Linked DNA regions of Homo sapiens: region 2 is linked to region 1. Evidence: chromatin contacts called from ENCODE Hi-C or POLR2A ChIA-PET data. All regions are on one chromosome and are shown on one strand. The core of a region is the stretch at or near the end of the contact, and the rest is flanking DNA. Distances in the headings are between cores, read along the strand shown. Region 1 holds the start of MIR181A2HG (MIR181A2 host gene). Region 2 overlaps OLFML2A (olfactomedin like 2A).

Region 1 (4,715 bases), core at 1,437-3,936:
GCCCATCAAAACCCTTACAACTTATAAAGTGAAAAGAGCTTCTGAGATGGGTCAGAACAGCTCTGTAAAGAAGCCCTCACATGATTTTAAGAATAGTCAAGAAAAACTGTCTTGATAGCAAAAAAGTGGAAGCTACTTAAGTGTCCATTGACAGATGAATGGATAAACAAAATGTGGTTGCTACAGTTTGGATGTAATTTGTTTGCTCCCCCCTCATTGAGTCTCATGCTGAAATCTAACCCCTTATGTTGGTGGTGGGGCCTGGTGGGAGGTGTCTGGGTCATGAAGGCAGATCCCTCATGAATGTCTTGGTGCCATTCTTGCAGTAGTCAGTGAGTGCTGGCTCTATAACTCCCTGCAAAAGCTGATGGTTTTAAAGTAGTCTGGCACCTCCTTCTTCTCTCTCTTGCCTCCTCCTCTCCTACCATGTGATCTCTGCACACACCAGCTCCCTTTCACCTTGTGCCATGAATGGAGGCAGCTTGAGGCCCTCACCAGAAGCTGGTGCCATGCTTCTTGTACAGCTTGCAGAACCATGAGCCAAATAAACCTCTTTTCTTTATAAATTACCCAGCCTCAGGTATTCCTTTACAGCAACACTAAAGGGACTAAGACAGTAGTATACACATGCAATGGTATATTATTCAGCCTTAAAACGTAAGGAAATTCTGACATGCGACAACATGCATGAACCTTGAGGACACCATGCTAAGTGAAATAAGCCTGTCAAAAGGGAACACATCTTGTATTATTCCACTTATATGAGGTATCTAGAGTAGTCAAAAAGCAAACAGACAGAGGCTAGGCACGGTGGGCTCATGCCTGTAATTCTAGGATTTTGGGAGGCCAAGGTGGGTGGATCACTTGAGATCACGAGTTCGAGACCAGCCTGGCCAACATGGTGAAACCCCGTGTCTACTAAAAATACAAAAACTAGCCAGGCGTGGTGGTGGGCACCTGTAGTCCCAGCTACTCAGGAGGCTGAGGAAGGAGAATTGCTTGAACCCAGGAGGCGGAAGTTGCAGTGAGCCAAGACAGTGCCATTGCATCCCAGCTTGGGCAACAAGAGTAAAATTCCGTCTCCAAAAACAAAAAACAAAAAATCAAAGAGAAAGTAGAATGATGGTTGTCCCCAGGGCCTGGGGGAGGGAAGAATGGCAAGTTAGTGTTTAACAGGTAGGTAGAGAATTTCAGTTTTGCAAGAGGAGAAGAGTTCTGTGGTGGATGGATGGTGGTGAAGGCTGCAAAACAACGTGAATGCACTTAACACCACAGAACTATACACTTAAAAATTATTACAACAGTCAATTTTATGTTACATATACCTTACCACAACTTAGAAAAAAAAAAGATTGTCTTGTGGCTTACAAAAAGCAAGAGAGTGCTCATCTCCTCTTCTTTCGAACATTCTTATATCTAATAGTGCATCAAAACAGCTTTTCTCGGGTTAAGACAAGAGAATAATTCTGGGGTAGTCCTCATATGGAAGGTGCTGCATAATATAGTCAACATCTAAAAAATTCCAAGTACAAACATCCAAACCCAAAATTTACAGCAAAAGAGACAGATGGAATTATTTCAACAACTGTGAGAAAGGCAAGAAATAAACAGAACTATTGGTATGTTTAAGTATCAATTTAGGACTCTATAAGCTAATTTCTAAAGAGACAAGAAAGTCCACGGAAAAAAATGATTGGTCCATGTAGAGTAGATTTCATATATCAGAGTCAAGGTCTCACAAAACAACTTTACTGTTTTGAAACTTTAAAGAAGTGTCAACTTGCATTAAATAAACAAAGCAACTGCCATGTACTAAACAAAAATGTCACAAATGACAGTCCTGTATAATGACCTGGTTTCCCAGTGGCTCAGAAAGATGGAAAATAAACCCCAAGGACCCTAGTTCAGACAGACTGAAGAGAGCAGACCGTGGCTGTCTTGCATGATTAAAGGCTATGTCACAGCTCAGTAGGGTCCATGCTTTCATAGCTTCCCCCCCCCAGCAACCCCTAATGTGACTAGGACTGGGACAAGAGTGACAGTCTCACAAAGGGGATAAAAAGACATAAAGCTTCTTCCTCATACATCCAAACACTCCAGAATCTAAAACTTCACTTCTCTGTTGTCCATCTATCCAATTTTCATTAAGAGCAATTTATATCATATAGAGGCTTCAAAGTCAAATATGCCACTTTTATTTTTACCTTATCAAACCTATAAAATCAAGACCAAGGGTTGGTCTGGATATGAAGCTTGGTTAGGATCACAATAAATTTTCAAATCAAATAATTGGTTTCAGTTAGAGCCAAGTTTATCAACAATAGGGTGATTTAGGATTCAGGAAAAATCGGCTGCCTATTTGTATTTCAGAAAGACTAGTATTTCTTCTGACACAAGTAGAGAGGTGTAAGCAACCTCTGGGTGGGTAATGCCACCAAACAAAAGCAACACCTTCAAAGTCTCTCAGTGACTAGAGGCAGCCAGACACTCAAACTGCCAGTCCTGAATTACGGCCTCTGAATGGTGAGGGCTTCACATTTCACCGATCAGGGCACAGCCCAATCAGAAGACAAACCCCTGCACTGCCAGGGACCAGCAAATCCGCTTTCTTCCAGTGTGCACATGACTAAATGTGCTTCTGTCCATCATCTGGGTCATATATAGTTCAATGCGAGCTGAGCAGACAGGGCTGCAAGGAAATCTGGCGCGGTTCAATACCTCGTCTAGCCTGGGTTCCAGTATCTAATTTTTTTTTTGTTTTAACTGACAAACTCATTTCTCTACTGGGACAGGATGCTGTGCTGGCTGGAAGTTCCATTTCTACAGCAAGAATCCTATCTGGAAACACAGAAGTTGTCCTCTAGCCACAGCAGCTCGAACTTTTTTGATTGTCGTTGCTGCTTTCTCCCATCACCCCCATCCCCTTTTGACAAAGATCCAACTGTAAAAAGTCTTACGTAACAGTTCAGGACTACTTCGGTTCTTTTACTGGGTAAGCACTTTCAATTTTTTTTTTTTAACTAAAAGCCATTTTAAAATTGAATCTGTTGAGGGGCTTGACTAAAATCTTTTAAGTAATTTGTGTAATGGAATACTGTCAGTGGATTTTTTCGTCTCATTTCTGCACGTGCTCCTTTGTTCTCAGAACAGAAGCTTTTTATACACATCCCATAACGCAGCTGGAGAGAGTTATGAAGTCAGTTATTATAAGGAACACAAAGGTTGCTTTCCATTCTTTGCCTTTAGATAATTAATTTTTTTGTTTTCTTAAAATGGAGTATTTAAAGAAGGAAGAAATTCACAAGAAATAAACTGTTGGAGAATTTAGAAAAGTTTGAAGTTTTTACCACCTTTTCTATCTCTAGTTTTGTGTGGCCAAACACTTGTGCCGCCTGGGGCGGTGGGGGTAGAGGCAAGCATAGACAGAGAGGAACTAAGCCAGACATGGACAAAGGCACGAGCCAAAACCAGACAGTCCTGGCCGTTCGATAGGCCAGCAGTGGGTGAGACAGGTCAGCCAGCTGCAGGGGCGGGAGCGGGGGGGCGGGTAGGGACATGGATGTGTGAGGTGCTCATGCGTGCGATCGTGACTAGATTCTGAAACTGCCAGCCATTTTCCCAGCTCCGCTTTGTGCAATCTAAAGGAATGCATCCCCTCTGAAGCAGTCTTGCCAGAGCCTAGTGAGGGAGAGAAGTATGGTAAATACCACAACATATGGAATCAGAAAATACCGGGAACTGGAGTGGGCAAGGGGGAATGCAGAGGGTGTGGAAATTTTTTAGTGATCTGGAATGTGTTGAGTGACAGGAAGTGCCCCAAGCTTCTCCCCCACCAACTCTTCTCAGTCGCGCCTGCTTTTGTCTAACTCTTGTAATCTACACACTACTGCTTACAAAGCTGTCTGAGTTTAAGACAAAAAGAAACCTAAAAGTCTCCTTACTTCATAGTACCTGTGATATGGAAGGAATGTAAAAGCATGACCCTTTAAGCCTATGGACATTTTTTCAGGTATACAGGAGAAAGATAAAATAATTTTCCACAGAAAAATGAGAATTATGAATTATATAGTTCAGGTTCCAAATCTAATTTTTAAAAGAATTCTGATTCTGCTACACTTTACAAATGCTTAGGTTGGTTCCTAATTTGAAGCAGACTTGTTTTATTTGGTTAATGCATTGCATTTGAACTTGTTTCTATTTTCTTTGCATAAATTTGGACTTTGGGAGAAAAATGCAAAGTAATAAGTAGAATGCACTTGGGGGAAAAAAGGAGGATTTTTCCCTTCATGGGTTGGAAAGTATTTTAAAGGGTTGTTTTCTTGAAAAAACAAGCTCTCTCTTACTTTCTGCATCTATGCTATAAAGATAACTATGCTATAATAAATGTAAGGTAGAAAACTTTAAAGAGAAAATAACAGTGTTCTAAGTGAAAAGCTACTTAGCATTTTCCCAAACTTACACATTATCAACAGAAACACTAAAAATTAAGAGAAAAGCAGCCAACTAATTAAATAGCTAGCCTTATTTTGGGGGTATGGGATAGAAAATTAAGTGTGAATAAAATGATACTTGGGAATGTTTCTCCCTCGTACCACAAAGGATGTTAGTGGTCAGCCTACGAGTTAATCCTTCCTAGCATGGCTCTGAGCCTTCATGCCGAGCAGACGTTATTCACATGACGATTCGAAAAGTCCATTCATATATCTCGCTACCTG
Region 2 (4,715 bases), core at 769-3,268, 150 kb after region 1:
TTAGCTGGGTGTGGTGGCAGGCGCCTGTAATCCCAGCTACTTGGGAGGCTAAGGCAGGAGAATTGCTTGAACCTGGGAGGCAGAGGTTGCAGTGAGCCGAGATCGCACCACTGCACTCCAGCCTGGATGACAGAGAGAGACTCTATCTCGAAAAATATGAAAAAAATAAAGGCCTGGAACAACTGAAATCCTTCCTCCGCTAGCTCAAAATTGGCCGGCTTTCTGCTCAAGCAGCGCACAGGGTGGTGGAGGAAGCCAGTGATAAGTATCAAGATGAAGGCTTCTGTCTGGCTGCTACAGACGTGTCCTGGGGGGATAAAAGACAAAGGGTTATGGGAGGCTGGAGGAGAGGCCCCTCACTCAGGCTAGGGAGGTCAGTGAAGGTTTCCTAGAGGAGGTGACATTGGCCTGGGGCTCTGAAAGATGGGCAGGCATTCCCCAAGCAGATGGCCTGGGGAATGGCAGTCCTAACAGAGGAACAGCAGGGACGAAGGCCTGGAGACAAAGAATGGGGCTGATGTCACCCTGTGTCTAAATCCTAGCTGTGCCATTCCAGAGCTGGGCGACCTTGATCCTCTGAGCCTTTTTTTTTTTAAGCAGATGGGATGACGATAGACCTCCTTCAGGAGACGCTTGTGCCATAATAAGATGTCATCCCAGCTCCAGGCACACTGCACATGCTTGGTATCAGTCACTTACTGGGCCACTGAGAGCCCTTGGTGGGCTCAGGGGATGTGGGTGGGCTGGGGTTGCTCGGGAGGTCTGGGGTGACCATCGCCCTCGCCTGCAGGCCGCTGGAGTAACATGTACAAGCTACCCTACAACTGGATCGGCACAGGCCACGTGGTGTACCAGGGCGCCTTCTACTACAACCGCGCCTTCACCAAGAACATCATCAAGTACGACCTACGGCAGCGCTTCGTGGCCTCCTGGGCGCTGCTGCCCGACGTGGTATATGAGGACACCACACCTTGGAAGTGGCGCGGACACTCGGACATTGACTTTGCCGTGGACGAGAGCGGCCTGTGGGTCATCTACCCCGCCGTGGACGACCGCGATGAGGCCCAGCCCGAGGTGATCGTCCTGAGTCGCTTGGACCCCGGCGATCTCTCCGTGCACCGGGAGACCACGTGGAAGACACGGCTGCGGCGGAACTCCTACGGGAACTGCTTCCTGGTGTGCGGCATCCTGTATGCCGTGGACACGTACAACCAGCAGGAAGGCCAGGTCGCCTACGCTTTCGACACGCACACGGGCACCGACGCACGCCCCCAGCTGCCGTTCCTCAACGAGCACGCCTACACCACCCAGATCGACTACAACCCCAAGGAGCGGGTGCTGTACGCCTGGGACAATGGCCACCAGCTCACCTACACCCTCCACTTCGTGGTCTGAGTGGAGACCTGTGCTCCCCGGAGAGGGGCAGCAGTGCGGGAGGGGCTTTGCACAGCAGCTCCTGCAACTGACCCAGTCCGCAAATATTTATTGGGGGCCAGCCCAGGGCTGGGACTGGGCATGAGGTGGTCACCAGGATTGAGCTTCCTCAGCACCCAGTGGGTAATACTTGCTTCCACTTGCAGAGCACCGTGCCAAGCACTTCCCACACACTTACCCGTTTGATTCTCCTAGCACCTCCCTTGGAGGTAGAGATCATGAACCCATTTAACAGACGAGGAGACAGGCTCAGAGAGGCACCGTCCCTTGCCTAACACCTCAGTTGTGATCAGGCAGGCTGTGCTCTCAGGACAGCCCCATTTTAGGGATGAGGAGACTTCACCACGCCCTCCCCTCCCTGCCCTCCCCCATCTCCCCGGTCTCCCTTGTTCTCTCAACCCAGTCTCCCTTCCCAGGGCCACTCAGAACCAGAGGTCTTTAGGGCCAGTGTACTGGTGTGGGGTGGAGGCCCTGGCTCTGCCTGCCATCCTAGGGCCCTGTTCTGGCTGAGCTGTTGGTGGCCCTGGGCTTTGGGCCCCTTAGCCAATGTCCTTGTCTCTTGTCTTTGGCCAGCCCCCTCAGCCCAGCCCACCCCACCCGCTGTCCGGCCACATTCCAAACCTCTACCGTCACCTAGCTGCTGAGCAGAAACCGCACCCCGAGAGAAAATCCCATCCTCTGTTCCAAGGCCCCTGTCTGCTCTATGCTCATTTTTATTTTCTCTTATTCTTCATCAGTGCCGTCATTTGTTTCTGCAGCAGCAGCTGAGAAGGCAGCCGGCAGCTCTGCCAGGGTGGGGAGCTGAGCTGAGGCTCCCTCTCCACCCAGAAGCACTGGCGTTGTTCACATAGTCAGGCCTTGGGTCCCCTCCCTGGTTCATCCCAGAGCCTTTGGGCCTGGAGTCCGCCTTGTCCTTTTTCTCTGGGCTTTCAAACCCACAACCTTTACACACTCAGGGATACCTCCGGGTCTGCCATGAATAAGACCCTAGGCCCAAGTCTGGTGTGGTGCCAGGATGGCACAGTTTCCCTCTTCCTTGCCAGCCCTGACCTGGTCACTGGGCAGGCTGGCCCAGCAGCCTGGGGGCTGCAGAAGACATGGTGTGAGTAGTTGGGTCCAGGGGAGGCATCAGGCCTTCTTCTGGTTGCAGGAGAGAACCAGAGGGTGGGAACGGGGAGGGAAGAACTGAGGGTCTGCAGACTGGACTTTTCCTGGCTCGACCCAGGACTTGGGTTGAGGATGCACGGGGGCCACCTTGCCCGGGGCCACTGGTGGCTCCCCAGAGCCTCAGACCCACACAGCCCAGAGGACGAGGCCTTCAAGCCTGCCCCTCTTCTGCTTTTTTAGACAGTATTTTTAGAGCTGGAAAGAAATTTTCTAGCCCAACTCCCTGTTTCATGAAAGAGAAAAGAGGCTCAGAAAAGTTTAGAGAGCAGCTCAGTGTCACACTGGGAGCTGGGCACAGCCGATCTCCTTCCAGAAGGGTTCTGTCTGTATCCTTTATTCTCCGCACATGGAGGCTGCCCTACCTGGGAAGGCACCCCAGCACCTGTGAAGGACATTTACTGCTCATCCTCACCTGCCCCCTGGCCCTTGCTGCCTTCATTCTGTCCCAATGCCAGCTCCCTGGATGTCTGTATGTTTGAATACCAGTTGCCATGTTAGGAAGGTCAGCTGCACAGCCAAGAGTGTAAGAGTGTAAAGAAATGCCTTTTTTTTTTTTTTTGAGTTGGAGTTTTGCTCTTGTCGCCCAGGCTGGAGTGCAGTGGCGCGATCTCGGCTCACTGCAACCTCTGCCCCCTGGGTTCAAGCGATTCTCCTGCCTCAGCCTCCCTAGTAGCTGGGACTACAGCACCCACCACCACACCCAGCTAATTTTTGTATTTTTAGTAGAGACAGGGGTTTCACCACGTTGGCCAGGCTGGTCTCGAACTCCTGACCTTAGGTGATCCGCCCGCCTCAGCCTCCCAAAGTGTTGGGATTACAGGCATGAGCCACTGCGCCTGGCCAGCAAATGCTTTTTGTGCAGAATACACTTCTTTCAGGCATTGTCAGGTGCTGTTTTGTTTAAGCTCTAACTCACCCCTGGAATACAGGGGAATGATGACAACCAGCCCAGCCAGGCCTGACTCATCATGGTCACATCCAGCCCCCACCCCCGGCCAACTAACCACTGCAGGCTCCTCTTCCAGACTCACCAGGGGGCCTCGAGGCCCCGGCATCTCCCTTGGCCCTGGGTGTGGGTTTTACAAGACTGTGTCTTTCATGACATCATAGCCCAACCATGTGAGAAGAAGGAGAAGGCCCCCCTTTCTTCATTAATCTGAAAAAAAGGAAAGTGAGAATAGGCTGATTTTTAAAAGTTAAGGGGCAAGCAGCATTGCATTCTGGGGGAACGATCCTGGCCACAGCCGCCAAACAAACATTCACTAGGCCTCTTCTGTTTTCATACCCTTGTAAGTGGGTTATGTGGTGGGTATGGTCAGTTTTTTCTTTTTTCTTTTCTTTTCTTTTTTTTGAGACAGAGTTTCGCTTTTGTTGCCCGGGCTGGAATGCAATGGCGCGATTCAGCTCACTGCAATCTCCGCCTCCCGGGTTCAAGTGATTCTCCTGCCTTAGCCTCCTGAAAAGCTGGGATTACAGGGCCCTGCCACCAAGCCCAGCTAATTGTATTTTTAGTAGAGACAGGATTTCACCATGTTGGCCAGGCCAGTCTCAAACTCCTGACCTCAGGTGATCCACCTGCCTCAGCCTCCCAGACTGTTGGGATTACAGGCATGAGCCACCACGCCTGGCCAGTTTCTTCATTTTACATATGGTCACATTGGCGCCTAGAACAGTTAGGTCGCTCGTCACATAGGCAGTTAAGTGGAGAACCAGGTTTCAAAATCAGGTAAGAAAACCATCATCATTAACTGAGCACCAGCTGTGCTAAGCCTGCCACGGGCGTATCCTTGCAGCCTCACAACAGTGGGAGGTCTGTATCCTGAATGTCCTCATTTTACAGATGAGGACATTGAGGAGAAGAGACTTACCCAGGCTCACACAGCAGCTCAGCCTGTTCCAGGCGCTGGTCAGTGCGTGTTCTTTGCCACCAGCCTGTCACTCCAGTGGCAGCTCCAGAAACGGAGGCTGTTGCTTTTATCCCTAAACTGCATCCACAGAGAAGCCCCAAGAAGGAGGTTGGGGCCAGCTCATAAAAAGCCTGAATGCCAAGCCAAGGAGTGGATGCCTCCAGTCATATTTAGAACAAAGTCAAGTATAAATTTACAGAGAAAAAA

Evidence for each region. A loop is a pair of places that touch in the nucleus more often than their neighbours do. ChIA-PET counts read pairs that join two places held with the same protein, here RNA polymerase II (POLR2A). Pooled maps may share reads with other maps.
Region 2: POLR2A ChIA-PET joins it to region 1 with 11 read pairs in PC-3. The contact joins the enhancer-like site here to the promoter of MIR181A2HG in region 1. A Hi-C loop is called at or near these places in 1 of 50 pooled maps. POLR2A ChIA-PET finds 5 or more read pairs at or near these places in 7 of 52 experiments (H1, K562, MCF 10A and 4 more).

What each region holds. Positions count from the first base shown.
Region 1 is chr9:124,655,750-124,660,464 of GRCh38, forward strand. MIR181A2HG (MIR181A2 host gene) reads left to right here and starts at 2,687. Exons shown (of 2, transcript NR_038975.1): 1 at 2,687-2,992. All of the region lies in intron 2 of NR6A1 (nuclear receptor subfamily 6 group A member 1), which reads right to left. RefSeq lists enhancers at 2,734-2,853, 3,675-3,724.
Region 2 is chr9:124,809,018-124,813,732 of GRCh38, forward strand. It overlaps OLFML2A (olfactomedin like 2A), which reads left to right. Exons shown (of 8, transcript NM_182487.4): 8 at 791-4,715. The coding sequence ends at 1,395. Among named protein-coding and RNA genes, the nearest start is that of OLFML2A, 34 kb to the left of the region's middle. RefSeq lists enhancers at 2,191-2,691, 2,692-3,194, 3,696-4,197. Within about 2 kb of position 2,019, at least 10 of the 41 ENCODE cell types and tissues checked have a DNase peak (open chromatin) inside an H3K27ac peak, as active enhancers do; they include PC-3 and PC-9, where a contact is called at or near this core.